Regions from separate parts of the Homo sapiens genome. Here all the other regions are linked to region 4. The links are chromatin loops, found by intact Hi-C in ENCODE. Cell type or tissue: endothelial cell of umbilical vein. All regions are shown on one strand.

Region 1 (8,000 bases), 82 kb after region 4:
TTGGAGTCTTTTCACTTCTTTGTGGCCCCAGGAATTGACTCATTCTCATATCTGAGCTCTGGGATATTGCTGGTGATAATCCTAGCACTGTATAATTTGGGTTTGGTTTTCTGTTGTGGGGAGGACAGTGAAGCTAGCTTGAACTTATGCTGCCATTTTGAAACCAGAAGTCCATGACATTGTAAAAAAAAAAAAAAAAGAAAGATAAGCCACATACTGGGAAAAAATTGCAAACACAAATTTGATAAATGATTCAGAATATATAAAGAACTCTCAAAACTCAATAATAAGCAAATAACAATCTAATATTAAAATGGGCAAAAAATTTGAACAGACACTTCAAAAAGTAGATACCAGGATAATAAACAGGCACACAAAAAGATGCTCAACATCATCCGTCATTAGGAAAGTGCAAATTAAAATCACAATGATATACTATTAAACACTTAGCTAAACTTTTAAAAAACTGACCAGACCAGACCAAGTTTTGGGGAGGTAATGGAGGAAGTGGAACTTGCCACAGCTGGTGGGAATGGTGTAACCACTTTAGAAAATAGTTTTATGATTTCTCAAAAATTTACACATTCCTCTACTGTACAATCCAGCCATTTCACTCCTTGATATTTACCCAACAGAAATGAAAGCCTATGTTCATACAAAGATTTGCATGTGAATATGTAGCAAGTGTAATGGCTTTCTTATCATGGTGCTTTGGAAGCACCATGTTCCATGTTCATGGAAGCTTTATTTATGAGAGCTAAAACTAGAAACAACCCAAATGTCCATCAGCAGTTGAATGAGTAAACAAATTGTGACACAACCATACAATGAAATACTACTCAGCAATAAAAAAGAATGAACTATCAATACATAAAATGACAGGAATGAATCTCAAGATAATTATGCTTAAAAGAGCCAGATGAAAAATTATAATAATAATTATCCCATTATTGAAAACTCCAGACAAATACAAACTAATTTGTAGTATCAGAAAGCAAGGGCAGTAGATCAGTGGTTCCCTGGTGACAGGGGTGAGGAGGTGGGTATACAGGAAGGGACAAGAGGGAAGGATTGCAAGGGGCACAAGAAACTATTGGAGGTAATGTATATGTTCACTATCTTAATTGTGGTAACAATTTTATGGATGTATACATATGTCAAAATTTACCAAGTTGTACACTTTAAACATTACCCCATGTAAATTATGTCTCCATTTAAAAACGTAATAATTATAACAGCTTTAATCCAACGATCAGTGTTTTAGTTGTCTATTGAGATGCAACAATCTATCCCAAAATTTAATGGGCTTTAAAAACTTACCTTCTAGGCAGGGCACGGTGGCTCACACTGGTAATCCCAGCACCCTGGGAGGCCAAGGCGGGTGGATCACCTGAGGTCAGGAGTTTGAGACCAGCCTGGCCAACATAGTGAAACCCCATCTCTACTAAAAATACAAAAAAAAAAATTAGCCAGGCATGGTGGCGGGTGCCTGTAATCCCAGCTACTTGGAAGGCTGAGGCAGGAGAATTGCTTGAATCCGGGAGGTGGAGGTTGCAGTGAGCCGAGATCGCACCATTGCACTCCAGCCGGGGTGGCAGAGCAAGACTCTGTCTCAAAAAAAAACAAAACAAAAACAAACTAACAAAAAACACCTTCTAATTTGCTCATAAGTTTGTGTGTTAGGAACCTGGGCAGGCTCAGCTGAGTGGTTCTTTTTCTGCATGTGGCAATAGCCAGGGTCATTCACTCAGCTGAATTCAGCTGTTGGTTAGGATGAGCTAGAATATCCAAGAATGCTTTACTCCGATCTTGGCATCTCATCGCTCTTTCACATGGACTATCTCTCTACCTATGGCAGTCCTGAGCTTCCTCACAGCATGGTGATCAGACTTTCTACATGATGTTTGACTTCCAAGAGAGTGCTTCAAAAAATGAAGGGAGAATTCACCATGATAAGAAAGCCATTACACTTGCTACATATTATTTTTTTATACTCATAAATCTAGTCACAGGTCACTGGAATACTGATATAGAAAAGCCCAACATCTCTACTATGCTTGCCAGGAGAAACAGCCAAAACAGTAGGAAGATGATTTCTGCTTTAAACTGCTATTCAAATCTCATGCCAGCACATCTAATTGGTGGAATCTAAATTTAAATCCAGAACTCTGTCTGCAAAGGAGTCTGGGAAATCTACTTGCTAGCCTTCTGGCTTGGGTACAGAAAGGTGCACTAGAAGGATGTTGAAGTTGAGGCTGAGTGTCCCATCCACTCAGCCTCAGAAGCATTAAACAGTTCAATTTTGCTTCTCAGTGTGATCCAACAGGTATAGACCAGGCACATGAGCCAGGAGGAAAACGGAGGGCCTCTCCCTGCTGTCCACCCCTAGAGGCTTGACAACAACCATAGGAAAAGGCATTTCTATTGGATGTTTATCTAGAGCATCCCAGGTGGGGCCCTAAAAGGCATTACAGCTAAGGTCTGGACCCTGGAAATGAATGAGAGCTATTCAGTAGAATCTTCCAAAAGAACAAACATCAAGCCCTGTGTTCACCCTGTTCCCATGGAAAGGTCCATCAGTAAGGAAGTGGTCCCGAAGTTGGCCCAGGCTGAAGCCAACCTCCCTGGGAGTTGTGGCTGATTGGGCCTCCAACACTCCTTTCTCAGAATGGGAGCCACATGGATTCTGTTCTCCACAGCGCTCAGAAATTACAAGGCTGCCTCCATTCCACAGCTAAGTCCAGAGCAGCTCCACTCTTCCCAGTGCGCATTTAGGCGGACAGGTCCCCAGACTTTCCCCAGGGACCCCAGCAACAGCCGCTGCTGCTTGCGGGCCCTGGGCAGGTCACTGTCGGTGCCCAGACCTGTCTCCCCTCATCAGAGCAGTGTGGGGGCTGGAGTGGTTGATGTCTCCGCCCTGGCAGCCCGGATCTCCGTGCTGATGAGAGTGGGAGGCAGCTCTTCTGTTCTCCTGTCAGCGTTCACTTGAGAAGCCTGCACTCCAGCCCCCTGCCTCTTATCTCTTTCAGAAGCTGATACACTTGCTGACAAGAGGCAGCTTTTGTCAGCCGCTGCCAGGTCTAAGCATTTTCTGGCCCGAAGCATTGACTTCCAGTAAAAAAAAAAAAAAAAAAAAAAAAAAGAACCAAAGTCTCCTGAATCCTCTTGTCAGGTCTAACACCTTTGTTCATTCACTAATCTCAGGAGTGTGCAGGCAGCACGGGGTAGGCTGGGACACCCAGGACTCCTGTTAGCATTTGGATGCAGAAGTGAAGGAGGTAGCCCCAGGCAGGGGAATGGCAGCAGGAGAGGCTGAGTTGCTCCTTGTGTGCCTTCTTCATTCATTATGACAGCATTCTTGCTGAGTGAGGTGGGGTAACTGGAGGATTTCAGAATCCCACAGTTTTGCTCCTAGAGATGGGGAAACTGAGGCCTGGGGCAGCCTCTCAGCTAACCTATGCAGTACTGGGACTCCAGTCCTCTTTCCAAATCCCTGATGTTTTTATTTTTAGAAATCTGGATGCTGGGGAAGGAACGGAACTGAGGGGGAGGCTCAGGAGTGCCCCCATCGTGGGATCACTGGCTCCCTCACTCACCAGCTCCCTCCCTCTTCTCTACCACCAAAGAGAGAGTGAAGAGTGCTTTAGGGAGAAAACATCTGATCAACAAAACAAAACACAGCCTTTTGTTTCAAAGTCCAAACTCCTGTTTCTGGGCAACCAGAGCCCCTAGACCAGGCTTATGTACAGAGCAGCAGAGGTGAAATACCTGAAATCCAGGGACTGTTCCAGAACGGCAGCTCTGACTACCATCTCTCTAACAGCCAGAGATACCTCCTGTCTCTCCTCCACTCCACACACACCCACACACTCACACATTCCTGAAGGAAGCACCACTTCCGCTCACAAAGGTAAAAATGCCTCCTTTCTTGTTTTTTAAACCATTTATTTATTTATATTTTAATTTACATTCAGGGAAATTCATTCCTTTTGGTGTCCAGTTCTGTGAGTTTTGACAAATGCAGAGTCATGGAACCACTATCACAGTCAAGATACAGAACAGCCCACCACCCTAAAATGCTCCCTCCCTCACTCCGCCCCTCTGTAGTCAGCCCACACCTCCCTCCACCCCCAGCCACCACGGCCACTGATGCTTCTTGTTCCTTTAATTTTGCCTTCCCCAAAATGCCATATAAATGAATTCATAACATCTACAAAACGTTTTGAGGCTGATTTCTTTCACCTAACACAACAATTTAAGATTAATCCATGTTGTGTGTGTGTATCAATAAAAATGCTTCTCAAATGTATAAAAATAAAACTCTGGTGGAAACCCAATGCCCAACCACAGTTCCCATCCAGTGAGAGTCTCCAGCTCTGAACACAGCTCACTAGCTCCTCTGTAACCAACGTCACCCTCCCCTCCACCCTCAGCCCCATTCCTGTCCCTGCCTGCTTGCTCATTACAGCATGCAGCCTGCCCAGAGCCTACCCACCTCCTTCTAAGCCTAGTTCCTGTGGCCACACTGGGTGCTCCACAGTCCTCTTGGTGCTGCTTGGTCCTAATCCAAGAGAGAAAATCGCAAATGCCGGCAGAGCCAGGCAGGTAATTTAATAAACATAACACAACACGGAATGGTGGGGATCAAAAGGACCCGGTGAGTGCATGTCTCAGACAAAGATATTCACATTGCTATAAACTATTTGACACACTTTACCTGCACACCATTCTCCCTGCCCCCAAAAATACATCTGTGGGATGAATTCAGGCACCAGGATTCTGGATCTGCAGCCTCTAAATCTCTCACCCTGACCCTCTTACATAACTACACCACTGCACTGATGTGAAGTATGACAAAACACAGGACAACCATTGCACCTTTATGAAGGTGGCAGAACTCAGGGTGATCACATGTCCCCAGTGGAATGCAATGGAACATGGGGAAGCAGATCACCCCATGTGGACTTGAGAATATGCTTTGAATAGAATATGCTTGGAGCAGATTCAGCTGCCAGAAAGGCCAGCTGAGTGAAAGGGATAATGCCCAGGAGACCCCCCCTCCCCGGCCACAACAGTCTGGTGCTTCTTACCCTACAAAGCTCAGACCTGGGAAGGCTGTATAATGTATAGAATCAATGGTTGGCTCTTTTTCTTATGGCTTCCATATTGCGTGCACCAACAACACCCCTCACTCCACATGTACAACCAAGGGAAGAGAGCATGCTGCAGTGAGTTGCCCAGAGCCCCTCTTAGGATGGAATTCCTCCCTCTAGCTCCTCCTCCAGCTGGAGGTTGTTCCTCCAGCTGCCAGGAGCGTGGCTGTTGATGGCTCTCAGATGTGCCCCTCTCTGGACATTGCCCTTGCCTCATGGGAGCTGCTCACCCAAGGTTATGGCCTCTCATCAGAAGCAGGCCACTGCCAATGACTGGTTGAAGTGGAGGTAGACAAGCTTGCTCATACCTCTCTGGCCTAAAATTGGGACAACTCCAAGGGGTCACCCCAACTCCTGGTCATCCCAGCTTCCAGGAGGCTTGGCTGAGGCGTTGGTTGCAACCACATTAGAGTTCAACTTCCTCTGCCCAATCCTGCTTCCCTCACATCCTTACAAATATTATTTTCAAGTGAACTCCAAAGAAACTTCCTGAGTGCAAATCTCCATTTTAGAGTCTGTTTTTAGGGTTTTTAGGGAGCCCAATCAAAAGCAAAGGATGAATAGGCTTTAGATAGTATGACTGTCAAATTCAATCTGTAAAATATTTATTTTTAAAACATCTTCCCATACTATTTCATTTGCTCCTCTTAACAACTCAGCTAGGTAAGTATAGAATTATCTCATTTTATATATGAGTAAAGTAAGACCCAGAAGCGTTATGTGTTTAATACAAGGTCACATGGGCTATAAGTGAAGAATCCTATCAAGGCTTCTGGCCCTCCAAGCCCTGCTCCCTAGTCACTACAATGGCCAGAGCTGATGGGTGAGGGACTGCATTTTGTAGCAAGGAGATGAGACGGGTGGAGGCAGGGGCCGATGCCATGCACCGTCATGCTTCACACAACCTGGAGTACGATGCACATTCCTACTCATCAGAGATTTCTATTTTCTCTCAACTTTCCAGCAGATGGCAGTCAAGTGTCTTGAGGAAGGGGCGGCTCATCCTCATTTGCAGATTTGCAGGCAGGCATTATTTGAGCTAGTGGGGCCACTGGCAGAGGCGAGGGCATGTGTGTCTGACTTGGGCTGAGGGTACATGTAAGAGACAGCAGGTGCTTCCCACATGGGAATGGTCCCTCAATTAAGAGCATTACCCTGTCCATTGTCTAGGTATAAAGGCAGGATTGGGTCACCAGCCCTTTGGCAGCAGATCATGGCCTTGACCATGAATACATTTATTTTTTTTCTCTGCCCCTTCTAAGATAGAGGGTCTCAACTGCTCATGCCTTCAAAATAAAGCAAGAATGCTCACAACCCATGAGGGTAGTATCTGATTACTACTTAAAAATACCTGGGGTAGAAACTGAAATGGAGGACTTTCTTCAAAATATAGTGGAAGACATCTATTGAAACGTCACTAAAATGACAGTGAAATAATTTTTTTTTGTTTGTTTGTTTTGAGACAGAGTCTCATTCTGTCACCCAGGCTGGAGTGCAGTGGCACGATCTCGGCTCACTGCAACTTCTGCCTCCCAGATTCAAGTGATTGTCCTGCCTCAGCTTCCCGAGTAGCTGGGATTCCAGGCACCTACCACCACACCTGGCTAATTTTTGTATTTTTAGTAGAGACGGGTTTCACCATATTGGCTAGGCTGGTCTCGAACTCCTGACCTCAGGTGATCCGCCCGCCTCGGCCTCCCAAAGTGCTGGGATTACAAGCATGAGCCACAGTCCCCAGCCGACAGTGAAATAATTGTAAAAGGACAAAATGTACAGAAGAGGGGCCAACAGCGGATATGATGACAACTTCCTGCAAGTTTGAGCCATAACTGCCAGAGCAGAGTGTGTCTGCAGAGGGAAAGCTGGCAAAAGAAAGCAAGGGATAGCCACTCTCTTCAAAACCCTGGAAAGTTCTCAGGACTCCAGGCATTGGGTACCTTCAAAAATGGGGAGGAAGAGTGAGGTTAAAAACACCAGAGCTAGTAAATAGTTTGTATTTGGAGTAACTGAGCTACCAGGCCCCTCCTCACCCAACACAATCTGGCTGCGGGTGGCAGAGAATCCTGTCTTATTTGTTTAAACAAAGAGTGAAAGAGAAGGCCAGGCGCGGTGGCTCACGCCTGTAATCCCAGCACTTTGGGAGGCTGAGGCAGTTGGATCACGAGGTCAGGAGTTAGAGACCAGCCTGGCCAACACACTAAACCCTGTCTTTACTAAAAATCCAAAAATTAGCTGGGCATGGTGGCACGTGCCTGTAATCCCAGCTACTCAGGAGACTGAGGCAGGAGAATTGCTTGAACCTGGGAGGCAGAGGTTGCAGTGAGCCGAGATCGCGCCACTGCACTCCAGCCTGGGCGACAGAGCAAGACTCGTCTCAAAAAAAAGAGCATGAAAGAGAAGTACAAAGGTATTAGTTCTATGGTTCACTGTCATCAAGGCCAATGTTTCTGCAAATCTCCCAGCCTTACCTTCAAGGCTGAGAGAGGTTTTGTAAGCGCCAAGCATTATGTCCTCATTCAAGGCAGGGAGAATCAAGAAGAGGAAGACAGTAGAGCCAGCAGCTCTTGTCCTCTTTTACCAGGAAAACAAATGCTCTCTCAGAAACTGCCCTTCCCTAGCAGAAGTTTGCTTCTGACCCTTGGCCCTCATTAAGTTACATGGCCGCCACTGGGTATAGGAAAAACTGGAAAGGCAAATACTGTTTGCCTCTTACAGCCTTCATGGAAGAGGCAGGCAAGGAGAAAGAGGGGTGGGGATGAATGCGGAGCAGGCAGAGTTTCTTGACAAGTGGGCAGTATAGATGGTAATGTCAGTGCCCAGTATCAGAGATGTTTTCTCTTGGGCTGG
Region 2 (8,000 bases), 110 kb before region 4:
GTTGTTGCTGAATTGGCACTTAAGAAACTTTACATCTTTCCAGGGTTGACTTTCCAATTAAAGTATGAATTAAACTTCTTTGGCACAATTGGGTAGTCAGTGAAGTATATAATCAACTAGTTCTCTTTAGTCATTAGGTGACAGCAGAGCATTCTGCTGCCCATGAACCCTAATAGACCCCTAGTGACCTTACAGGACACTCAAGGTCATTAGGGGTCATGGGCACTCAAATACTGCCCATGACCCCTAACAACCCTAGAAGACTCTCAAAGCAAGAACAAGGCCATGTCTACACAAGACAAGCATGTTCCAACCATTCTATAATGTTTAGGCCAAAATGTGAATTGTCTTAAATCCTTGTATCACTTGCCTGCAGAGCAGGCAGGGCGACATTTTAGGTCAAATATTCAGCTGTTTGATCAAACCTCTGAAATGACATTTATGGGGTTTGCAGCAACAGAGAAAGTATCTCCAAATTGTGTCCCTTCAGCTTTTTGAGTTTGGATCTCAGAAGTCCTTGGAATGAGGATGACAATTATGAAAGATCCATGGGCAGCTTCAGCCTAAAGGTGAGCATTCCAATGCTACCATTTCCCTCTAGCCCTACAGACATTGTGGCTCTTTCAGCAGATAAGCTGTCCTCACTTGTAGTAGGGCTGTATTTAAATTCTTCTACACACAAATGTAGAAGAACTGTATGGCCCTTGGAAACTATTTTCCAAATTAAGACACAGATAGGTATTTTCCCTGATAGTGGTAAAAGAAATTCTTAGTTTTGTACATAAGCTACAAAGTATTGATAAAAAGTTGGCCCCCATAGGATTCTGAGGCAGGAGACAGGCTGGATCTGAAACCAGTGTGCCTTCTGGAAACTTATTTACTTTTCTCCTTCTCCTGAGGTACAATGATTTCTACCTTGGAAAATCAGGAGCACATTCCTTTCCCTCCGACGCTCTTCAGAATTGTCCGCTTGGCTCGGATTGGCCGAATCCTGAGGCTTGTCCGGGCTGCACGAGGAATCAGGACTCTCCTCTTTGCTCTGATGATGTCGCTTCCTTCTCTGTTCAACATTGGTCTTCTACTCTTTCTGATTATGTTTATCTATGCCATTCTGGGTATGAACTGGTTTTCCAAAGTGAATCCAGAGTCTGGAATCGATGACATATTCAACTTCAAGACTTTTGCCAGCAGCATGCTCTGTCTCTTCCAGATAAGCACATCAGCAGGTTGGGATTCCCTGCTCAGCCCCATGCTGCGATCAAAAGAATCATGTAACTCTTCCTCAGAAAACTGCCACCTCCCTGGCATAGCCACATCCTACTTTGTCAGTTACATTATCATCTCCTTTCTCATTGTTGTCAACATGTACATTGCTGTGATTTTAGAGAACTTCAATACAGCCACTGAAGAAAGTGAGGACCCTTTGGGTGAAGATGACTTTGACATATTTTATGAAGTGTGGGAAAAGTTTGACCCAGAAGCAACACAATTTATCAAATATTCTGCCCTTTCTGACTTTGCTGATGCCTTGCCTGAGCCTTTGCGTGTCGCAAAGCCAAATAAATATCAATTTCTAGTAATGGACTTGCCCATGGTGAGTGAAGATCGCCTCCACTGCATGGATATTCTTTTCGCCTTCACCGCTAGGGTACTCGGTGGCTCTGATGGCCTAGATAGTATGAAAGCAATGATGGAAGAGAAGTTCATGGAAGCCAATCCTCTCAAGAAGTTGTATGAACCCATAGTCACCACCACCAAGAGAAAGGAAGAGGAAAGAGGTGCTGCTATTATTCAAAAGGCCTTTCGAAAGTACATGATGAAGGTGACCAAGGGTGACCAAGGTGACCAAAATGACTTGGAAAACGGGCCTCATTCACCACTCCAGACTCTTTGCAATGGAGACTTGTCTAGCTTTGGGGTGGCCAAGGGCAAGGTCCACTGTGACTGAGCCCTCACCTCCACGCCTACCTCATAGCTTCACAGCCTTGCCTTCAGCCTCTGAGCTCCAGGGGTCAGCAGCTTAGTGTATCAACAGGGAGTGGATTCACCAAATTAGCCATTCCATTTTCTTTTCTGGCTAAAATAAATGATATTTCAATTTCATTTTAAATAATACTTACAGAGATATAAGATAAGGCTACTTGACAACCAGTGGTACTATTATAATAAGGAAGAAGACACCAGGAAGGACTGTAAAAGGACATACCAATTTTAGGATTGAAATAGTTCAGGCCGGGCGCAGTGGCTCATGCCTGTAATCCCAGCACTTTGAGAGGCCAAGGCAGGTGGATCACGAGGTCAAGAGATCGAGACCATCCTGGCCAACATGATGAAACTCCGTCTCTACTAAAAATACAAAAATTAGCTGGGCATGGTGGCGTGCGCCTGTAGTCCCAGCTACTTGGGAGGCTGAGGCAGGAGAATCGCTTAAACCTGGGAGACGGAGGTTGCAGTGAGCCAAGATCGTGCCACTGCACTCCAGCCTGGTGACAGAGTGAGACTCTGTTTCAAAAAAGAAAAGAAAAGAAACATGGTTCAAATTATATCTAAACAAAAAAGAATAAGAAACAAAAAACACATTAAAATTTTAAGTTGTATTTTCTATGTTTCTAGATACATCATTTTTGTTTGATATTTTCCTGATGCAAGTATGTGGTTTATCACATGTAGCTCTTTTGCATGCTAAATGAAAATTCAAAACTTGCCAATAAATGAATAGCTTATTGCAGACATTTTTTACCAACATTAATTATTTTGGGTTTGTTTAAAACCTAGAGGCACAATCTTGACTTGTCAATTACTACCCTTTCACAAGCTACCATCTCAGATATATATATATATATAAATTCAATAAAGCTTTCTGTTTGTGTTCCTTTCAGGTAGTACACTAATATTCCCCTTTTGTTCAGTGGTTGTGTGAGTAGTGGTTTAAATGTGGTGCTTTGCTTGCAATTAAAGACTAGAACCAGTGGTGTATCTGACAAGTGTTTAACAACTGACTGTTCAGGAAAAAGAAAGCCATGCTTTATAGCATTCACTAATCTCTGTGGTGTGAGTACTCCCATTATGGCTGATTTCAAGCTATCAACATGTTACTGGACGTGGAGTTGAGAAGAGATGCTCATAATAAGTTCTTGAGAGCTGGCTCAAGCTGACTGCAGCACATCACTTGCTGAAACTGAAAAGAGAGCCCCACTTGGCTGGTTAAGATATTTGCAGTGGGCACCTTGGACAGAGAGAGTACCCTCTTAGCAACACGTGGGGCACGGGGTGAGAGATCCATAGACATACTGCTTAACCAGTGATCTTAGCCATTTGATGAGCCCTATTTACAGTTTTGGCTGAATGTCTGTTTCAAAGAAACACCCAGACCTATCAAAAGGGCTTGGGAGCAGGAGGAGCCCAGGAGTTCCCTAAAAACTGGAGATGCCAAGAGGTCAAACAGGCATTAGGCTTTCAGTCCCCCAAAAGGCTGGGCGAGGGGCAAAGAACCTACATTGTGATCATTGAGGAGTGGAGGAAAACCTCATAGAGATAGCCCTGGAACCCTGTATCTCAGACAGGTGAGAAGAACTGATGTGTCTGTCAGCAGCCTGGAGTCTGAGGTCGGGCCCTCTGACCTGCCCCACACTGCCCAGCAAAGGGAATGGCAGCACTGGATCCTGTGGTGGGCTGAGAGGTGATTATTTTCAGTGTGTAAGATCTTACCATGACTTGATGTATTCATTTCAAGGGCCTGAGTTTTGTAGGCAGCCTTGTGCTCTGAAGCATTGGTAAAAATAGTGATAATATCATTATCTAATATTTATTTAGTGGTTTCTGTGCATCAGGCACTGGCTAAGCATTTGTCATGAATGATCTCTTTTGTACCTCGTACCAACCCAATGAGGAAGATATACCCCATTTAAAAAGGAGAAAACTGAGGCTCAGAGAAGTTGAGTGACCTGCATACAGTCATGCACCTGGTGGAGCCCGAGCCTGTGTGCCATGATGGGAAGGGGAAGTGGGTGGGCTCAGGACCAGGGAAGCTTTGAGATGGGCTACCAGGGCTCCTGTGCAGGACTGGGAGGGCCTTGTGGAAATCACTAGTTACAAAGTCATGGCCACATTCTCCTTGAGGTACTGGAAGTAACCTATGGCTCCTTTAAAAGAAGCTCTGATTATGAACCTTAGGTGTTTTATAGATTCCCTATCAAGTTTCTAAAAAAAAAAAAAAGATGGCTCGTCATCATTTCAAGAAGGGTACCTTTTGGCTAGAGGTAGGGGGAGGATCTGGAAGGACATGGTCTTGCCCATTCCAGACTGCCATGCAGGAGCTTGAATGTGATCTGTTTTGTATAGAAGCTTCACCCTCAGAATATGTGGAACAAAATAAAAATAATAATAAAACAGGCTTCACCCTCCTCCCTTCCATGCACACCTGTATACCCTGACATGCTTCTGTTTAACCAGGGCTGGTTTCCAGGGGCCACCTCCTAGGGAGAAAACAAGATCTGCTTAGCTTTATCAAAAGGTTGGACCACTCTACCTTCACTAGATGGCAGCAAATGTCCAACATGTTCTTTTCGGAGAGGGCTGCACATCATCTGTACACAGGCCTGGCACTTAGAAAGCCATAGGGTTGAAGGGAGAAGAGCCCAGGCAGGATATGGTGAATTATCTAAACCCTGGATGGGTGATAGAAAGCTCATAGTAATATCCCTAGAAATATTGCTCACTGCGAGAGGATCCAGGACACCCTCAGGAGGCAGAGATGTTGGTGTGAGCTCTGTTTCCCTGGGACATACTGAGTTTCCACTGCAAACAGCCCTCCAGGCACATGAATCCAGTCCCCTTATTCTCTGAGTTTTCTTTACTCTAGGTAGATCAGCCCCCGTGCAATTCATCTGGCAGACATGTTCCAAGGATGAATGCAGTGTATTTTGTGTAAACTGCTTCTAACCAAATAGACTATAGGACTATAGTCTCAAGAGCATATTTGCTCTTTGGCAGGAGAATTGGATGAGTGTCCATGCAATAATAATGCAATACAACATAACAAGTGTAATAAACCAGAAACATGCCTCTGCTCTGAGGACATGAATGAAGCAAGCTCACAGAAAGACCTCCTGAGAGAGGAGCATCTGAGATGGATGCGCTTGACAGGTATGTAGGATTTTGACAGGTGAACCTGGTTTTGGAGGGTGTTTGAAGTCGGGGAGACAGTACAGGCAGCTCAATGGCAACTAGAAAGTGTGAGGAAGTATGAATTACCCAACTGACTGGACATGGAGTATAGGGAGTGGAGCAGCAGCAACTGAATCTTAGACACAGACATTTGTGGAGAGCCTCAAATGCCAGAGTGAGGAGTTCTAGCGTATTTTGATAATAAGAAGGCATTGAAGGTGTTTTAGCAGGGAAGAAAAATAACTGGATAGAATGTGCAAGGTGGAATGGAGAAAAACAAGGTCTGATCCTGGTAGGGAAGAGGCACTGAGCCAGGAAGGAGGTGAGGGCAATGCGGTGTGATTCCAAGATGCTTGTGCCAGCTGCCTGACCATGAGGGAGGACAAGATAGATGACAGTAAAGGGTACTAAGTTAATAGCATAGGAGGAGCAAGGGTTGGAGTTTGTTTGTTTGTTTTAATGGCTGAGGAAGAACATCTAAAATGTAATTCAATTTTAAATATTTTGAAAGTTTAAGATGTCAGGTCTAACTGACAATGCCCAGCCAAGACTTGAACTTGAGGACAAGGTGTGGACAGGAGTCTTCGGTGCAAAGGTGATGTCTGAAACCCCAGGAGCAGACATCATGGGAGAGAGAGAGTACACCCAGCTCTAGAAGCAGGCAAGGGACTTGCCCTGAGGGTATGTTTTCAGGGAATGAAGGTGAAGAGGAGTGAGACAGTTCAGAGAAGAATGTGGGGTAGTAGGTGACAGTAAATACCATGACATGTAATGTGAGAACAGAGCAGGCTTCCTTGGAGAAATTGGGTCAACAAGATGAGATACACAGTCCCACCTTTTCATCCCTTCCACCAAGCAGCATGCAGGATCCAGGAAAGAATCCCACCCCTTATTGCTCTACCTTTTTATAGGGCGAAGATGAGAGCTTGCCTTATAAACAATTGGGCCAGGGAGCCAGCTATTCCAGGGAGCAGTCTTGGAATGTCAGTTTCTAACACCCAATGCCCTTGGGGATCCGAAATCCTGTATAGCTACTCCTGCTCAAGGAGGGTAAGCCACTGATTCCAGATTGCTTGTTGCCTGGCAACCCAGATAGAACCTCCGGGGTCATTGAATGGGCAATCCTGTCCCTTGATACACAAGGAGTAATCAAAGTAGCACTGAGAAAACAAGAGCTAACATTTATTGAGCACTTACTCTGGGCCAGGTAACCACTTTACCAGCCTTACCTCTTCACAATATCTCTATTAGGTAGAAACTATTTGTAACCTTCATTATACAGATGAGGAAACTAAGGCATGTAGAGGAAATAAGAGGCTTCTTCGAGAGCCAGTAAGAGGTTTTGTCAGGATTCAAACCCAAGCATTCTGGCTCTAGGTCTCAAGCTATCAACCACTATACTGCACTGCCTCTCAGACAAAAAGAGACAATGTGCTTGATGTTAAACAGAAGGTACAGGGTTTTCTTGCTAGTGTCTGTGAACCTTTTGCATCCATTTCTTTTTCTCTCAAAGTAATGCATGTTTTTAAAGTTGTCTTTACAATGTGGAAACTCACACTGGGGAGATGCTGTGCTCCCTCTCCAAATTTAATATACTCAGTTCTGTAGATGTATTTGGTCCCCTAATATTTTGACAGAGCTTCCATCCTTTTTCTATTCTCTCCCTTCTTCAGGCAATCTATGGTTAATCTATCTCTTCTAAATATGGTTAATCTATCTCTTCTAAAACCAGGTGCCCAGGTTTTAGAAGAGCAGGGAGCAATGGAACATCTTTTCCTTTTGGACAATAGACTTCTATTAATGTAGACTACAACTGTACTAGTCTGACTGTAGTGCTACCAAGAGGTATCCTGGGGGTACTAATTTAGCTTCCTTTAATCTGCACCAATCCCCCAATTCAAGATACTCTGAATGAGCATACAGGCTAAGTAAAAACACTGTGTCATTGGTGCCAGTGCAGCTTCAAGTTCCCCTGCCCCCTTTCCATACTCTAAGTTCTTCCTATATTTTAAGTATAGGAGGTATATTGGAGCTATAGGACTATAGGAAATATACCTGGAGCCAAATCATGCTGATGGCTCATATTCTATTGATTCATGAGCCCTAGTTAGACTTCTACGCAGTTTTTCTCCTAAATTAATGTTTTAAAGAGCAATACTTGAAAAAAAAATTGCTTTGGATCTAAGTGAAGGTCTCAGTAATGTTCTGGATCATCCATTTTCACATTGAAGTTTGAAAAGAGAGGTTTCTACTATTCCATGGGAGGGCACCAAAGCCTCAAGGGATGGACCACTAATCAGGGGAGACATCAAGTGAGGGAAACGCCCTGCCTGGAGTTGGGAGTGACCACTCCAGGACTGAGTGAAAATATAAAAAGGTATAGGAGACTTGAACAAAACTATCAGCCAACTTGCTCTGATTTTTATAGAACTCAGTAAGAACAAAATACACATTATTTTTAAGTACTTATAGAACATTTACCAAGATGGGACTATAAAATGTCTCAATAAATTTTAAATATTCAAATCCTAAAAATATGTTTTCAATCACAATGGAATTGAATTAGAAATCTATAACAGAAAGATACCTGAAAAATCCCTAAAGCTGCTTTGGAAACTAAAAACATGCTCCTAATCAGAAGATAATTAATAATAAAGATAAGAGAGAAATTAATGAAATGGAATGCAGAAAAATAATAAAGAGAATCAATAAAACCAAAAGCTGGCTCTTTGGGCTGATCAATAAACTGAAAAATTTCCAGCTAAAAAAGGAAGAGTTATAAATGACCAATACCAGGAATGAGAATAGAATGAATCCCTTATTATCGTGTTGTT
Region 3 (8,000 bases), 260 kb before region 4:
CCTATTCAATAAATGATGCTGGGATAACTGGCTGGCCATATGCAGAAGACTGAAGCTGGATCCCTTCCTTACACCATATACAAAAATCAACTCAAGATGGATTAAAGACTTAAATGTAAAACCCAAAACTATAAAAACCCTGGCAGACAACCTAGGCAATACCATCCTGGACATAGGAATAGGGAAAGATTTCATGACAAAGACACCAAAAGCAATTGCAACAAAAGCAAAATTTGACAGGTGGGATCTAATTAAGCTTAAGAGCTTCATCACAGCAAGACAAACCATCAACAGAGTAAACAACCTACAGAATAGCAGAAAATATTGGCAAACTATGCATCTGACAAAGGTCTAATATCCAGCATCTATAAGGAACTTAAACAAATTTACAAGAAAAAAAAACCCATTAAAAAGTGGGCAAAGGACATGAACAGACACTTTTCAAAAGAAGACATATGTGCGGCCAACAAGCATATGAAGAAAAGTTTAATATCACAGATCATTAAAGAAATGTAAATAGAAACCACAATGAGATACCATCTCACACCAGTCAGAATGGCTATTACTAAAAAGTAAAAAAAGAACAGATGCTGGTGAGGTTGTGGAGAAAAGGGAACACATACACTGTTGGTGGAAGTGTAAATTAGTTCAACCATTGTGGAAATCCATATGGTGATTCCTCAAAGAGCTAAAAGTAGAACTACCATTCAACCCAGCAATCTCATTAGTGCGTACAGACCCAGAGGAATATAAATCATTCTACCATAAAGACACATACATGCAGATGTTCATTGCAGCACTGTTCACAATAGCAAAGATATGGAATCAACCCAAATGCCCATCAATGACAGATTGGATAAAGAAAATCTGGTACATATACATCATGGAATACTATGCAGTCCTAAAAAGGAATGAGATCATGTCTTTTGCAGAAATGTGGATGGAGCTGGAGGGCATTATACCTAGTAAACTAATGCAGAAACAGAAAACCAAATACTGCATGTTCTCACCTGTAAGTGGAAGCTAAATGATGAGAACTTATGAACACAAAGAAGAAAAACAATAGACACGGGGGTCTACTTGAGGATGGAGGGTGGGAAGTGGGAGAAGAGAAGAAATGATAGCTATTCGGTACTGGACTTCATACCTGGGTGATTGAATAATCTGTACAACAAATTCCCATGACATGGGTTTATCTATATAACAAACCTTCACAGGTACCTCTGAATCTAAAATAAAAGTTAAAAAAGAAGTATTTTCTACAAAGACTAAATAAGTTTACTCCCTACTAGTTGGGTAGGCAAAGCACTGTAATAAACAACTTTTAATTTTCTAAATTAAGTTCCTAAAAAAGAACAAGAACATGATCTTGTTGGCTGATTTAGACTGAACTTAGCTGCAGCAGTTCAGCTTGACTCCATGGGTCTCCTATCCTTCTCCTGGCCAAGCAGGCTAACGCAAGTATGTTTCTCTTTGGCAGAGGCAGAGGTTCAAGAAAGCAAACAAAATTACAGAAGAGCATTTAAGGTTTGCAACCAACATACTATGACTTCTACTTTGTTCCACTGGCCAAAGCAAGTCACAAAGCCAAATGCAAAATCAAGGAGTGCTAGAAACTGCAAAGCCACATGGCAAAGGGTATGGATACAGAGAAGGGTGAAGAATTGTACTACATCTGTCTCCTCACATCTTACATACCCTTGATGTCAGTTGGAGCCTCCATGGTTTGTGTGATCTGGGTAAAATGGTTTTGAACCTTCAGTTACAAAACTTGTAGAAATACAAATCCCTTCTTAGAAGCCAGCAAATTCCTGGACTGTGTATGTTTTCCTGTTCCTTTTTGCCTTTGGCCTTTTGCTTGTATAAATCATTCAAGATGGTGAAACTCAGCTCTTTTTACTTCACAAACATAGTCCATTTGCACAAAGCTCATGTAAGGAGAATTTATTAAAGCACTGGTTGTGGGTCATATTATAGACAAAATAAATCACAATATTTGTTTCTCATTTGGACTTGTTTGAACTTTTCAGGTTAGGAATCACTGGCCAAATTTCAAAAGTTATTATAAACTACAGTAATCAAACAGTTTGGTACTGGCATAAAGATAGATGTATAGCTGAATGGAATAGAATTGAGAGTCCACAAATAAACTCATACATCTATGGTCAATTGATTTCTGACAAGTGTGCCAAGACTATTCAATGGGGAAATAATAATAGTTTTTTTTTGTTTTTTTTTTGAGACGGAGTCTCACTCTGTCGCCCAGGCTGAAGTGCAGTGGCGTCATCTAGGCTCACTGCAAGCTCTGCCTCCCGGGTTCACGCCATTCTCCTGCCTCAGCCTCCTGAGTAGCTGGGACTACAGGCGCCCGCCACCACGCCCAGCTAATTTTTTGTATTTTTTTTAGTAGAGACGGGGTTTCACCGTGTTAGCCAGGATGGTCTCGACCTCCTGACCTCGTGATCCGCCCACCTTGGCCTCCCAAAGTGCTGGGATTACAGGCGTGAGCCACTGCGCCCGGCCAATAATAGTGTTTTGTTTGTTTGTTTGTTTGTTTGTTTGTTTTAAACAAATGCTGCTGGTAACAACTAGATAGCTACATAGAAAAGAATAAAGTTGGGCCCCTACTTCACGCCATACACAAAAATTAATTCAAAATGGATGAAAGACGTAAAAGTAAGAAGTAAAACTATAAAACTCTTAGAAGAAAACATAGATGTAGAAGTAGAAACAATCCAAATGTCCATCAACTGATGAATGGATAAACAAAATGTGTTATATACATCCAATAGAATATTATTTGGCCATAAAAAGGAATGACATACTGATACATGCTACAACATGCATAAACCTTGGAAAAGAAACATTTTGCTGAGTGAAAGAAGCCAAAAGACCACATATTATATAATCGTATTTATTTGCCCAGAGTAGGCAGATTCATAGAGACAGAAAGTAGTTTAGTGATTGCCAAGGGCTGGGGACTGGAGAGAATGGAGATCAGCTTTGTAACGGATATGGAGTTTTTTTTGAGGGGTGATGAAAATGTTCTGGAATTATAAAGTGGTGATGGTTGCACAATATTGTGAATATATCAAAAGCCACTGAATTGTACACTTTCAGATGGTTAAAATGGTGAATTTTACCTCACTAAAAAAATGAGTTTAGGAGGTTAATGTAACCTTGGTGAAACCAAGAACCATTTGGCATAATCGTGGATTTTGTTTTTGTTTTTGTTTTTTGAGACAGAGTCTTGCTCTGTCACTCAGGCTGGAGTGCAGTAGCATGATCATGGCTCACTGCAACCTCTGCCTCCCAGGTTCAAGCAATTCTCATGCCTCAGCCACCTGAGTAGCTGGGATTGTAGGCGCACACCACCATGCCCAGCTATTTTTTGTATTTTCAGTAGAGACAAGGTTTCGCCATGTTACTCAGGCTGGTCTCAAACTCCTGGCCTCAAGTGATCCACCCGCCTTGGCCTCCCAAAGTGCTGAAATTACAGGAGTGAGCCACTGCACCCAGCCAATCACGGTATTTAAAAAAATTAATTTAATAAATGTTCAGTGATTATCTTCAACGTGCTAGGTAGTGAATGAAATACATGCTAATAAGATCAAACCGTAACAGTTGCACCCCAAAATCTTGAGTTTAGAGGAAGAAAGGACTATTAAATAATTAAGTTGCATGTGGTAAATGTAACAGAACTGAGTAAAACTTGATCTAAAAGCACAGAAGAAAGTAAGAACAAGTTTGGGGAGGGGGGAGTTGAGAACGCCCTTCTAGAGGGTATATTTGAATTTGATTTTTAAGAACAGTTTGCTGATTGAGTGGAAGAGAAGCTGGAGAGTAGGTCAACAATGTAAAGAACATGTGCAAAGTCAGGAGATGAAAGAACAAGCCTTATTCCAAGAGTGAATCATCATGCATACCTTGAGGACTTGTAAAACCAAGCTCTACCCAGTCCACACCAACCCAGACACAAATCAAAGACTTCCGAACAGACTCCCAACAGGGGGAAAGGATTTTAAGTCTTGTCAGCTCTTACAAAGCTAAGCTAAGCCATCCAAGTCACAGACTACATGCAATGTATTGCCCCCTAGAGTTGGTTATGATGTTAACAAACATCAAATTGGAAATGAAGTTTAAAGTCACTAGATGGCAGTAGCTACAAAGCAGATATTTGTGTTACTTTATCTTTTCAGTATTCTAGCTTCAGGTGTTGACCACATTTTAGGGCTCAAACCTACAGGAGCTGAGAGCCAAGCCTGAGGGGGTATTGGTCAGTTCCTCAGCCAGCATGCATAGGTTACAGCTGATCACCTTTCCAGGTGCTATATCCATCATCACACTTCTTCCAATTAGTACTTTCACCAAGAACCTGCAATGCTAATTCCTGTTTTTGAGTGCAGGGGAACCTCATTTTCAGAGTATTTACTATTGGAGTACCTATAATTATAAGTTGGGAAGCAAAGGTCATCCCAACACGAAATGTTCACTAACAGAACCTTATAAAGCTAGTCTCCACTCACACCTCCCTCTGGCTTAACACTGGCATCTACTCCCACCCACTATTATTGTCAGGTGTTTTTACTGTGATTATTATGCTGACAAATTGCAAGGTGAAACTGCCAATCTCACAAACATGAAGGATTTCACTAAGATAATGAAAGCAATGGAGGAGGACTGATGGAATAATTATTAGAATGCCTCCAAGAAATGAGGGTCTGGCAGAGTTTGATTACAATTGAAGAAGAGAAAATTAACAAAGATGATGACATAATAGAGTCTTCAAAAGGGGATAATTAGAAATTCAAAGGGTTAGGAGAGGTCCTGGAGAAAAGTGAAGTCCTTGATTATTTTGCAAAATTTACCTTCTTTAAAATCTTGATATGAAGGTCAAATGAGAAATGATGGATGCCATATTTTGCCACCTTACAATTTTGTTTTTTAGAAAAAAAGCACACCAAAATGAGTCTTGATTCAACTTCCTGTCCTAAGAATTCGTCTATAGTTGCAATGATAATCAAAAGTGGTTACATGTAAAAGAAAACAAATGTAGTATTATAATTTTTAGTTCTTTTAAAGCTAAAGCTTCAATCCACACTCTCCCTTACCTCCATTATTTGCTGTAAAATGTTGCTTCCCATTTAAGTGGATTCATGTTAAGTAGACTTTTCCCAGGAATAATTATCCTTAAATAGGCTTTTTTAAAATTATTATTATTATACTTTAAGTTTTAGGGTACATGTGCACAACGTGCAGGTTAGTTACATATGTATACATGTGCCATGCTGGTGTGCTGCACCCATTAACTCGTCATTTAACATTAGGTATATCTCCTAATGCTATCCCTCCCCCCTCCCCCCACCCCACAACAGGCCCCGGTGTGTGATGTTTCCCTTCCTGTGTCCATGTGTTCTCATTGTTCAATTCCCACCTATGAGTGAGAACATGTGGTGTTTGGTTTTTTGTCCTTGTGATAGTTTGCTGAGAATGATGGTTTCCAGCTTCATCCATGTCCCTACAAAGGACATGAACTCATCAGTTTTTATGGCTGCATAGTATTCCATGGTGTATATGTGCCACATTTTCTTAATCCAGTCTATCATTGTTGGACATTTGGGTTGGTTCCAAGTCTTTGCTATTGTGAATAGTGTCGCAATAAACATATGTGTGCATGTGTCTTTATAGCAGTATGATTTATAATCCTTTGGGTATATACCCAGTAATGGATGACTGGGTCAAATGGTATTTCTAGTTGTAGATCCCTGAGGAATCACCACACTGACTTCCACAATGGTTGAACTAGTAACTCCTTAATTCTACCTTATAAGAGCTTACAAAGCCCACTAGACATAAAAGCATCATAGAAGTGCTGCTATGTGTTTGGTTAGTGGAGATTGCAAACCCGATTCCAGACTCACTCATCCAGCTTCTTCCTCCAAGAGGAATGACATTTTCCTATGATGGCTACATCTGCTTGCTTCAAACTTAAATCACAGAAATGCTGGGATGGCTCATAAAAGCTGCCCTCTGGACTTCGTGAGAAATTCAGCTGCAGAGATAACTGTTTGTTCTTCCTTCCCTTAACGTAGTAGTCATATTTCTGAAAAACAGTACATGTAAATATTTATAAAGTGAGTCTCATTCTAATCAGTTTTGGGAGAAGTTCCATGTTTAAAAAGCAAGACTTCTTTTTTATGGGAGGGAGTTGTTAAAGCAAAGAATCCCTCTGTTTTTGGAAGGGGATTATGAAAATCCTTTTCTTCTCATCCTTAAGTTATAGATATTTAATACATTTATTTTTAAAATCGGATTCTCTCCTATCAGTATGCACCTTCATTGTCCCAAGTGAGGATATCTTGAATTAAAAGTATTAATCCATAAACATGTACCTTAACAGGCATTGGTTGGTATTCATGATAAATACTTACAGGTATTATGTGATACTGCAGACGGTGGGGAAAGCCCCATTGTCTAAGGCCTATGCTCCTTTCTGAATCTTTGGAGATGGAAAATTAGAGATGAACATGGAGATTCCACATTCATTTATCTCCATTATTCAAGCACTAACTTAGCCATTCAACAAACATTTACTAAGTGTCTCATTTGTGTTCTATCCACTGTTCTAGGCACATGAGATTGTCAGTGAACAAAACAGATACAGATCCTTGCCCTTGTGTAGCTAACATTCTAGTGGGGGCAGAGGAATACGTATCAAACCTAATAAGTTGTATATGATGTTAAAAGAGAGTAAGTACTATGGAAACGAAAAATAAAAATAAAGCATAGCATGAGGACTGGGATTTCTTTGTGGATTATAATTTAAATAGGGTGACTGGTATAGATGTATGGAGAAAGTGACAGTTGAGCAGAGACTTAAAGGAGATGAGGGAGCTAGGCATTTTCACATCTGGGGACGAGTACTCCAGCAAAGGGGGATGGCCAGGGCCAGAACCCTAAGAGGAGAGCATCCTGGTTTGTCCCAGGAACATCAGGAAGACTGATGTGGTTGAAGTGGAGTAAGTGTAAGTAAGAGAGACCAAAAGCAAGGTCAGAGATTTAATGGGAGTGAAGCAGATAGAACAGGGCTTTGGAGGTCATTGAGGTCACTGTGAAGACTTTGAGAGAAACGGAGAACCATGGGAAGGTTCTGAGCAGAGCAGTGACATGACATGACTTTATTAAAAGATCACTGGACTGCTACGTTGAGAATAGATTAGAGGGGGCAAGGGTGGAAGCAGGGGGATTAGTTAGGAGGCCACTTGTGGTAACTGAGCGGGGAACTGATGGTCATGTAAACCCAGGAGGAGGCAAAGAAAGTAGTAAGATGTGATTGGCGGTGAAGGAAGAATTAACATTTATCCTGTACAGTGGCATGATCAAGTGGCTGCTCACTGCAGCCTTGAACTCCTGGGTTCAAGTGATCCTCCCGTCTCAGCCTCTTGGTAGCCAGGACTACAGGCATGCACCACCATGTCCAGTTGACTCTCCTTCTTGATGGGAGAAACCGCAAATTTACACAACTATAGGGCATGGAAGAATTTGTTGCCATCTTCGCAATATACCGCAGGAGGGAAGACAGTGATTATGGATGCAGATGCTAATAGGTGGGTCAATGCAGTTGTAGTATTATGGGAACATTATCTTCTCAGCACTTTGATCTTCTCAAAAGTAGGGTCTCAAGTTCAAAGTCCACACAAGGCTGATGTTGATTTATTCATTTACAATAAAAGACAACACTGCCAAGATAACTGGGGCCTTATGGCAGCTTCCTAGAGTCTTTAGAAAAATGCTTCCTGGAAGCCACCTAATCACGAAGTCTGGGATTCCTGCAAATGAGGCTAATTGGATAAATGATGGTTGATGTTATGAATCTTGACAGCAAGATACACTCATCCTTGAAAAGGACATTCTTTTCAAGCAGATTGAAATACCTATCTGCTAGGCACTCCCTGCCCTGGATAATGCTACATGGGTGCTTCTGGGCTCTGTCTTTTGAC
Region 4 (8,000 bases):
AATTATTTGAATTTGGAAGCAGTTAAAGTCAGATTCCAGGGGCTGCAGAGAAAAAAAGAGGTAAGGAGCTGTAGAAGGTTAAGTGTAGAAAACTCTTGCAAGGAATTTTACTGTCAAAGAAGCAGTAATGAAAGAGAGCATGGGGTCCAGAGAGACTTTTTCAAAGCCGCGAGATAATTAAAGCATGTTTACCTGCTCATGGCAATGGTCTGGAAGGGAGACAGGTCTGGATGATGCAGGCCTTGAATAGGTGGGAGAGGAAAGAGCCCGGCACAAGTGGGAGGGGTAGAGCCACCCACGCACTGTGTGGGGCACGAAGACAGAATACCAGGTGGACTTGCAGATATGCCAGAGATTTAGTGGTAGGAAGAAGGGGAAGTTCTTTTGTGAACTAGTCTATATTCTGAGTGAAATAAAAGGGAGCTCATCAACAGAGAGTAAGTAGAAAGAAGAGCCGGAGGTTAGACGGGGGAAGAGGAAGTGAGAAACAGTCATCTGGAAGAATGAAGGAATGGAATATAATATAGAAACACAGCCAGATTTCTGGGCAGGGCAAGGCTGGGGCTCACAGATCTCTAGGAGGGTTGGTAAGCATAGTTGTGTATTTTTTCCAGCCAGGTCCAGCTGGTTGGGTGCAAGTACAGAGTAGTCTACAAATTGGGTCTATTCACAGTTCAGGTTTTGCCAGGCAAGTACAATGAAGGAGGAGAGGGGCAAAGGAATTGAGGGTGCCTACAAGGGAGTAGTTAGAGAGATGGATGTGAAATCTAAGCTGGGCAAATTGAGAAGTAAGGACATGATATAGGTGATGGGCAGTAAAAATATGTAATGTCAGCAGTTTAAAGGACTGGATGGGGCAGATATTAATTGGAGTTGCAGGACTAAAGGAGTTCAAAATATAGGAAATGAATACCAGAGACAGAGAGAGGGCTGAAGTCAAAATGTTGGAGGTGGTACTTATTATTAACAACAAGGTCTAGAGGATGACCGCAGAATTGGGGTCCAAGGTGACACATGGCTGACAGCTGTCATTGACCACACTATAATGCAGAACTCGAGGAGTCTGAACAGAAGTGCCCACCCTGCTTGACCAGCTTGTCTCAGAAGTATCTGATCTGGGATTGCTGCCCCATGTGGGTGAAGCTCAAGACAATTCTCTTTGGGCTTGTGACGGATCCCTTTGCAGAGCTCACCATCACCTTGTGCATCGTGGTGAACACCATCTTCATGGCCATGGAGCACCATGGCATGAGCCCTACCTTCGAAGCCATGCTCCAGATAGGCAACATCGTGAGTGCTCTGGCTGGTACTGCCCTCACTGGCGTGGTCGGGGCGGGGTGGGGATGATGGCAGGGTGCAGTTCGGGTGGGGTGGGGCATGCCCTTATTGGTTAGTGTGTTGAGCCAGTTAGCTGAGAGCAGAGCAGCAGTGCAGGAGACATGTGGACACTGGGTTCAGGAGGTCAAGTGTGGGAGGACCCAGGCTGAGCTGGTGGGAATGGCTTTGGGATGAACAAGCACAGGAAAGTGAACCAGGAGAGCCTGGAGCCAGAGGCAGCTAGTTGCCCTTTACAAAACATAGGACAACCACTTGAATTTTCTGGATCTCAGTTGCCTCTACCTTGAAATGAGGATAAATGTCACTTTTTTATCTAAAGACAATCTTTGGACTTGTCTGTTTCCTTCCAATGTAATTACTTTTATGACCACAATTAACAGTAGCCACGATTTTCAATGTTGTCACTTAAGGAGAAAAAGAGTTGGGGAGGGAAGGGGAAGACAGTGGAAGGGAGGAAACATGGAAACAAGGTTGCTGTTGTAACAAAAGCATCAGGAAGTCGGAACTTTTCTTTGGCATCTAGTTTAGACATCATGCTGCTTTAAATTTTCCTCCATCACTTGTTAGTATTATTTACTCTTAACAAGATACAATCCATACTGGATTTCACTATATACTGGATAAAGTATCTGACTCAGAGGGACAACAACTGCTCCAACCTTGCCCCACCCACAGGAATAGTAATAATACTCAGATGCTTCTCATGGATTATCTCATTTTATTTTCACAACAACCCTACATGGTAGGCACTCTTGTTATTCCCTTTCCCAGATGGAAAAATGGAGATGCAAAAGGTTAAATAATCTTCCCAAGATCATAGAGTTGAGTTTAGTGGCCACATCAGAATTTGAACCCAGACAGACCGGCTGCCAAGCCCGCTTTTCTTAACCCCTGAATTAAGCCACCTCACAAGACTTGCGTGTGTGTGTGTGTGTGTGTGTGTGTGTGTGTGTTCAAACACACGCACACATGATAGGCAGAAGCTAGAAAGGGTCAGCATCCTGCCTTCATGTCCGCAGCAGGGTCCACCAAGCTGGAGGTGACCTACTGGATTCACCAGAACTGTCTGGCTTTGGGGTCCAGCTTCTTATAGGCTGCAGACTTAGGTGGAGGGGGAAGGCCCAGAGGAAATGTGACTACTTGTCCCTAGAAACCACTCCCTCCGCCATAATCCAGGGCTGTGAAAGGGGCAGCAGTAGGTTCTGGAACATGGTGGAATCAGCATGCCTCATGTTTTGGCAGCACCTAGGCTGAGGTCACATCCTAAAGTTGATATGAAAAGGAAAAATGGAAAGAGAAGAGAATGCTTATTCCCAAGAAGTCAGCCTAAGACCACAGAGGGCCTTATGGAATAGACATTTGAGCCCACACCCTCATTCTACAGTTAGAAAAGTGGAAGCAAGAGAGAGAAAAGGCCTTTCCCACAGTGTCAGAGGAAAGTGCCACTTTTTTAAAGCAAGAAAGTCATGTGCTTGGTGCCTGCAATGAGTCAGGTGCTTTATGAATGTTATTTCAGTGTCACAACAACATTATGAGGTTAACATCACCCTCACATGACAAAAGAGAGCACTAAGACTCAGAGAGGTTAAATATCCTGCCCAAAATTGTATAGCTGGTGAGGGTGGATCCAGGGTGGACCCAGGTCTCTGGAAGACACAAGACCTCAACCCTACCCCCCACCACACCACACTGACTTGCCTACAAGGGACACTCCATAGATACTCTTTGAATCAGTCTTGTGGCATGAGAAAGTCACTTAAACTCTCAGCCTGTTTTCTTCTCCATAAGAAGGATGCATTGTCTGTTTCTCAGGCTGGTGAGGGGCTCAGATAAAAAGATATGAAGGAAAAGCACCTGACCCTGGTCGTTGCTTTCCTCCTTCTCTGTCTCCCTTCCCTGCTGGTTGTTGTGTTACCCGAGCCTGGTTCTGACCTCTCTCAGTGTCAGAATTCTGTCCTATTTAAGACAATTAGAGACACACAGAGCCTAAAAGAATCTTAGAGGCAATGAATCATTGTTCTTACTAGTCACTGTTACTTATGAATGAATTACTGTCTGCCAGGCCCTTTGTTAAGAACTGCACATGCATTGGCTCATTTTATGCCCATTATACAGATGAGGAAATTGAGGTACAGGAAGGATGCATTATTTGTCCAAGCTTACATAAGCTAGGAAATGTCTGGGCTGGGATTTTAATCCAGGTCTGTGATGTCCCACAACCCACACGTTTTAACTACTGAACCAGACTGACTCTTCACTGACAAAATGATATTATAATAATGATCTTAAAGACTATCCGCTTATTCCACTCCCACCACCATTCACGTGGAAAAACTGCAGCATGCACAGCCCCTGAGAATGGTGCAGAAATGTCTCCATTCTGTCACGTTGACTGTTACCCTGGCCAATCCTCAGGAGCCCACAGATAACATAGCAACTGAACAAAACAAAAGGATTTTCTATTTTGTAAATAAGACATTTTCTTGCTGCCATTTTTATCATTGCCTCCGACCCCACAGATCCCACTGTGATGAAAGCTTGTTTCCACTCCTAGGTCTTTACCATATTTTTTACTGCTGAAATGGTCTTCAAAATCATTGCCTTCGACCCATACTATTATTTCCAGAAGAAGTGGAATATCTTTGACTGCATCATCGTCACTGTGAGTCTGCTAGAGCTGGGCGTGGCCAAGAAGGGAAGCCTGTCTGTGCTGCGGAGCTTCCGCTTGGTAATGTTTTTCTCTTGATGGCTTGGGGAAACTCCCACCCAGATTCAGGGAAGACACTGTGCTCTGGGGACTGCACCAGCCAGCTCCCCCTTCCTCTCCTGTCCTTGTGGGAGGGAGCAGGGTCTGACTCCTGGGCGACTGGAGACTTGGGTCTGTGGCCCCAGCTTTTCGCTGACTCAGAGTGGGGACATGCCTTCTCCTTTCTGGGCCTTGGCTCCCTTATCTGCACCAAGAGGGGACTTCCAAGCACTGTCCTCGTCTCTTATCAAATAACAATAACAGCAATAATCACAGCAGCTAATACTTACTGAGCACTTACAATGTGTCAGGCATAGCACTGGACACTTGAAAAAACGCACCTCATTTTATGCTCACAACAACCCTGAGAGATAGTCGTTTTTAAGATCCTCAGGGGTGGGTGAGGAAAAAGAATGGTTCCATGATGACCCGAAAGTCTCCCATCTGCCAAGCAAGCGAATAAGCCACAGACCTGGATCTCAAATCCAGGTTGTCTGACTCCAGAGCCCCAGCTCCTTCCAGCCTCAAGGAAGTCATTCTCTGATTCCCTTGTGCCCGAAATCACAGCCCCAATGTCTCAAGCACCTTCAACCTGCCTATTAGTCTCACTCACATGCAATGATGGCTCTTCTCTAAACTCAGCTCCAGGACGCCCTCTACAGGAGAAGTGCCACAGGCCACCCACTTTTATCAGAGCCACAGGTTTGTCAGCCAAACCTGTCAGATTCCCAGGAGTGTCGGGTCACTAGGTCTCCAGGCCATCTGGAGGAAGCTTGGCATCTCACTGACTCTTGGGAATAGGAAAGAGGCCTGAAGAAATGTCACGGCTTGTTAGCGCAGGCCGCCTGCTCTCAGGAATCTCTCAGTATTAACTGGGAGCCCTGCATCTAGACTTGAAGAGAGGTGACAAAACAAAGGGGAGTATCCAACAATCTTCCCAAGGTCCTGACAAGTGTTGGCATCCAGAGGTTGAAGGGGGTGCATGGTTCAGGAGGCAACGAGACTCTAGGACAGATCTGCTTGGGACCCTATCACAGGGGCCAGTGAGACAGTGCTGAGCCCCTGAACTTGGCGTACCTGGATTAGGGGTGGCAAACTCAAATGCCCATGTGCAGTGACATAGAGCCAGCCATGGAAGAGATGTGGGCACTGGATATTTGCCTCAGGTAGACAGGCAAAGATGACTCCATTTCACCTAGGCAGACCCAAAGCAGTGCACAACTCCTGGGAGGGATGTTTACATAGAAATCAATGTGACCATCTCAGGCCAGGTGCAGTGGCTCACACCTGTAATCCTAGTACTTTGGGAGGCCGAGGCAGGCAGATCGCTTGAGCCCAGGAGTTCAAGGGCAACATGGTGAAACCCCGTCTCTACAAAAAATGAAAAAATTAGCCAGGCATGGTGGTGCACATCTGTTATCCTAGCTACTCAGAAGACTGAGGTGGGAGGATCACCTGAGACCAGGGAGGTGGAGGCTGCAGTGCACCATGATCGTGCCACTGCACTCCAGCCTGGGAGACAGAGTAAGAACCTGTCTCAAAAAAGAAAGGAGACACAGAGAGAGAGGAATAAAGATAGAAAAAGCGAGAGAAAGACAGATGAAAGAAAGAGAGAGAGCAAGAGGGAGAGAGAAAGAAAAAGAGAAAGAAAGAAAGAAGAAAGAGAAAGAAAGAAAGAAAGAAAGAAAGAAAGAAAGAGGAAGGGAGGGAGGGAGGGAGAGAGAGAGGGAGGGAGGGAGGGAGAGAGAGAGGGAGGGAGGGAGGGAAGGACGAGCTATGGCCTGTCCATTATTGTCAGAGTTACTAATTTTCCAAAAAAGTCAGAAATCCAGATTTTTGTGCAAATGTCTTTAATATTGGCTACTAATCCAGTTTTTAAAAACACTCTAAAGACCAAATAAAGCATGTCCTGAGACACAGCTGTGCCATGAAACGCTGGTTGATGGCATCTGCCTAAGCTGATGGTACTGTCACCATCCCAGGGAGGAGAAGGGTAGAGTAGGCCTGGTAGGACTCTTTATCCATAACTTGAAAATCTTACAAGGTCAGAATTAAATCACATTTTTAGAAGGACAGATTTCTCTAGGTATCTAGAAATTGATGTCAAGATGTAGGCCCCTAAGCTAATGGTCAATATAAGGTACCTATGCACAATCGTCAAGAGAGCAGGAGATATCACACCCCCATACCCTGGCAGGCCCACAGTTAGTTTTCTAATAAAATACGAGGCTGGGCGCGGTGGCTCACGCCTGTAATCCCAGCACTTTGGGAGGCCGAGGCAGGCGGATCACAAGGTCAGGAGATCGAGACCATCTTGGCTAACACGGTGAAACCCCGTCTCTACTAAAAATACAAAAAATTAGCCGGGCACGGTGGCGGGCGCCTGTAGTCCCAGCTACTCGGGAGGCTGAGGCAGGAGAATGGCGTGAACCTGGGAGGCGGAGCTTACAGTGAGCCGAGATTGCGCCACTGCAATCCGGCCTGGGCTAAACAGCGGGACTCCGTCTCAAAAAAAAAAAAAAAAAAAAAAAAACGAACATTTCTGCTACACTTGGGGAAGCAGAAGCTTAGTGTTTTAAGGTCTATGTGCTACTTTTGTTCTGATCCCACAGTCTAAAGTCCCAAACAACCAAAAATAGGCAAGTTTACTTCACAGTCTGCCCCTACAGGATTCTGCAGGGGAATGCTACCCTGTCCCCACCTCGCTGATTTAACATGCTGATCAGTGCTCAATTCCCTAACCACACCCACCAACTACACACTTTCTTGGGATCTATTCCACTTCCCTCATGACCTAGCTTAGATTTCACAGCCCACCAATATTATTATGCCCTTGAAAACAAACTCAATCACCTTTTCCCTCTGCCTCTTTGCGTTTTTGTGTTTGCCAAAACCTCACCGGAGAGTCTAAGTCAAATATTTCTCTCCACCTTGTCTGCACCTGAGCTGTGAGAAATGCTGGAGAAAAATCACCGCCAGCTGGTCAGTTTCCTGGTTTTAATTAATAGACTTTATTTTCAGGACAGTTTTCAGTTTTCAGAAAACTGGAGCAGATTGAACAGAAAGCTTTCATATACCATCAATCCCACAACACACACACACACACACACACACACACACACACACACACACACAGAGTTTCCCTATTACCAACATCTTATGTTAGTACCTACATTTGTTACAAATAACTTCACTGGTTTCCCATTGCTCTGAGAATAAAATCCAGACTCCTCATGATGGTGTACAAAGTTCTGCATAATCAGGACCTGCCAGTTCACCAGTCTCCGTCTTGCCCACTTTGCTCCAGCCAAAAAGGCCTACTCTCTCTTCTTCACACATAACAGAGAACTTCTTGGCTTTGGGCCTTTGAAGTTTTTTTCGCTGTGCCTGGAATACTTTTCCTTTAGTCTTCACTTAGCTCACTTATTCTCAAACTCTGTGTTCAATGCACTTGTCACCTCCTTAGAGGGGACCTCCCCAACCACACTATCTAAAGTTGGATTCCTTCATCAAATTAACCTGGCATTTACAATTGTCCTGCTATCCCATGAGGCAAAAACCAGAGTTTCTTGTCTACCGTTTTATCCCAAGGGCCTAGCACAAGGCCCAGCACATACATAGGAACTCAATAAACACCTGTTGATTGATTGAAGGAAGGAAAGAAAGAGAGGAAGGTGGAGGGAAAAAGGAAGAAATAAAAAGTCTGTCTTCCTTCTCTCCCAAAATAGCATTGCTTCTCCTCCCGTCACTTAAAGCCTTGCTCCATTTGCTCTGTTAGTCCATTGGTCTATCCTGGCACCAATATCAGTCTTAATTATGGCAGCTTTAAATATATCTGTGTCTGTAAATCAAGTAATCCACCTAATTTACTTCAAGAATATCTTGGCCTGCACACTTTCATATTCACTTTAGAATT

Evidence for each region. Peaks named below come from ENCODE experiments on the same cell type or tissue, not always from the same donor. Only the 100,000 strongest peaks of a DNase experiment are listed, where the experiment ranks them.
Region 1: it touches region 4 in a loop (5-fold over the local background); 2 of 110 quality-filtered maps call a loop at or near these places.
Region 2: it touches region 4 in a loop (10-fold over the local background); 23 of 110 quality-filtered maps call a loop at or near these places.
Region 3: a loop joins it to region 4, with 14 times the contacts of the local background. A loop is called at or near these places in 11 of 110 quality-filtered maps.

What each region holds. Positions count from the first base shown.
Region 1 is chr3:38,654,029-38,662,028 of GRCh38, reverse strand. No RefSeq gene overlaps it. Among named protein-coding and RNA genes, the nearest start is that of SCN5A, 8.3 kb to the right of the region's middle. In endothelial cell of umbilical vein, a CTCF peak has its summit at 6,152 (motif pointing right); no DNase peak of the experiment used is centred here; H3K27ac peaks cover 531 bases; H3K27me3 peaks cover 2,226 bases.
Region 2 is chr3:38,840,642-38,848,641 of GRCh38, reverse strand. SCN11A (sodium voltage-gated channel alpha subunit 11) reads left to right here. Exons shown (of 30, transcript NM_001349253.2): 30 at 900-2,878. The coding sequence ends at 1,948. Among named protein-coding and RNA genes, the nearest start is that of SCN10A, 28 kb to the right of the region's middle. In endothelial cell of umbilical vein, CTCF peaks have their summits at 4,531 (motif pointing right) and 7,389; a DNase peak (open chromatin) is centred at 4,541; H3K27me3 peaks cover 530 bases.
Region 3 is chr3:38,996,276-39,004,275 of GRCh38, reverse strand. All of the region lies in intron 2 of SCN11A (sodium voltage-gated channel alpha subunit 11), which reads left to right. Among named protein-coding and RNA genes, the nearest start is that of SCN11A, 52 kb to the left of the region's middle. In endothelial cell of umbilical vein, a CTCF peak has its summit at 4,139; a DNase peak (open chromatin) is centred at 4,115.
Region 4 is chr3:38,735,581-38,743,580 of GRCh38, reverse strand. SCN10A (sodium voltage-gated channel alpha subunit 10) reads left to right here. Exons shown (of 28, transcript NM_006514.4): 14 at 1,052-1,290; 15 at 3,893-4,066. Among named protein-coding and RNA genes, the nearest start is that of SCN10A, 77 kb to the left of the region's middle. In endothelial cell of umbilical vein, a CTCF peak has its summit at 4,741 (motif pointing left); a DNase peak (open chromatin) is centred at 4,750; H3K27ac peaks cover 319 bases.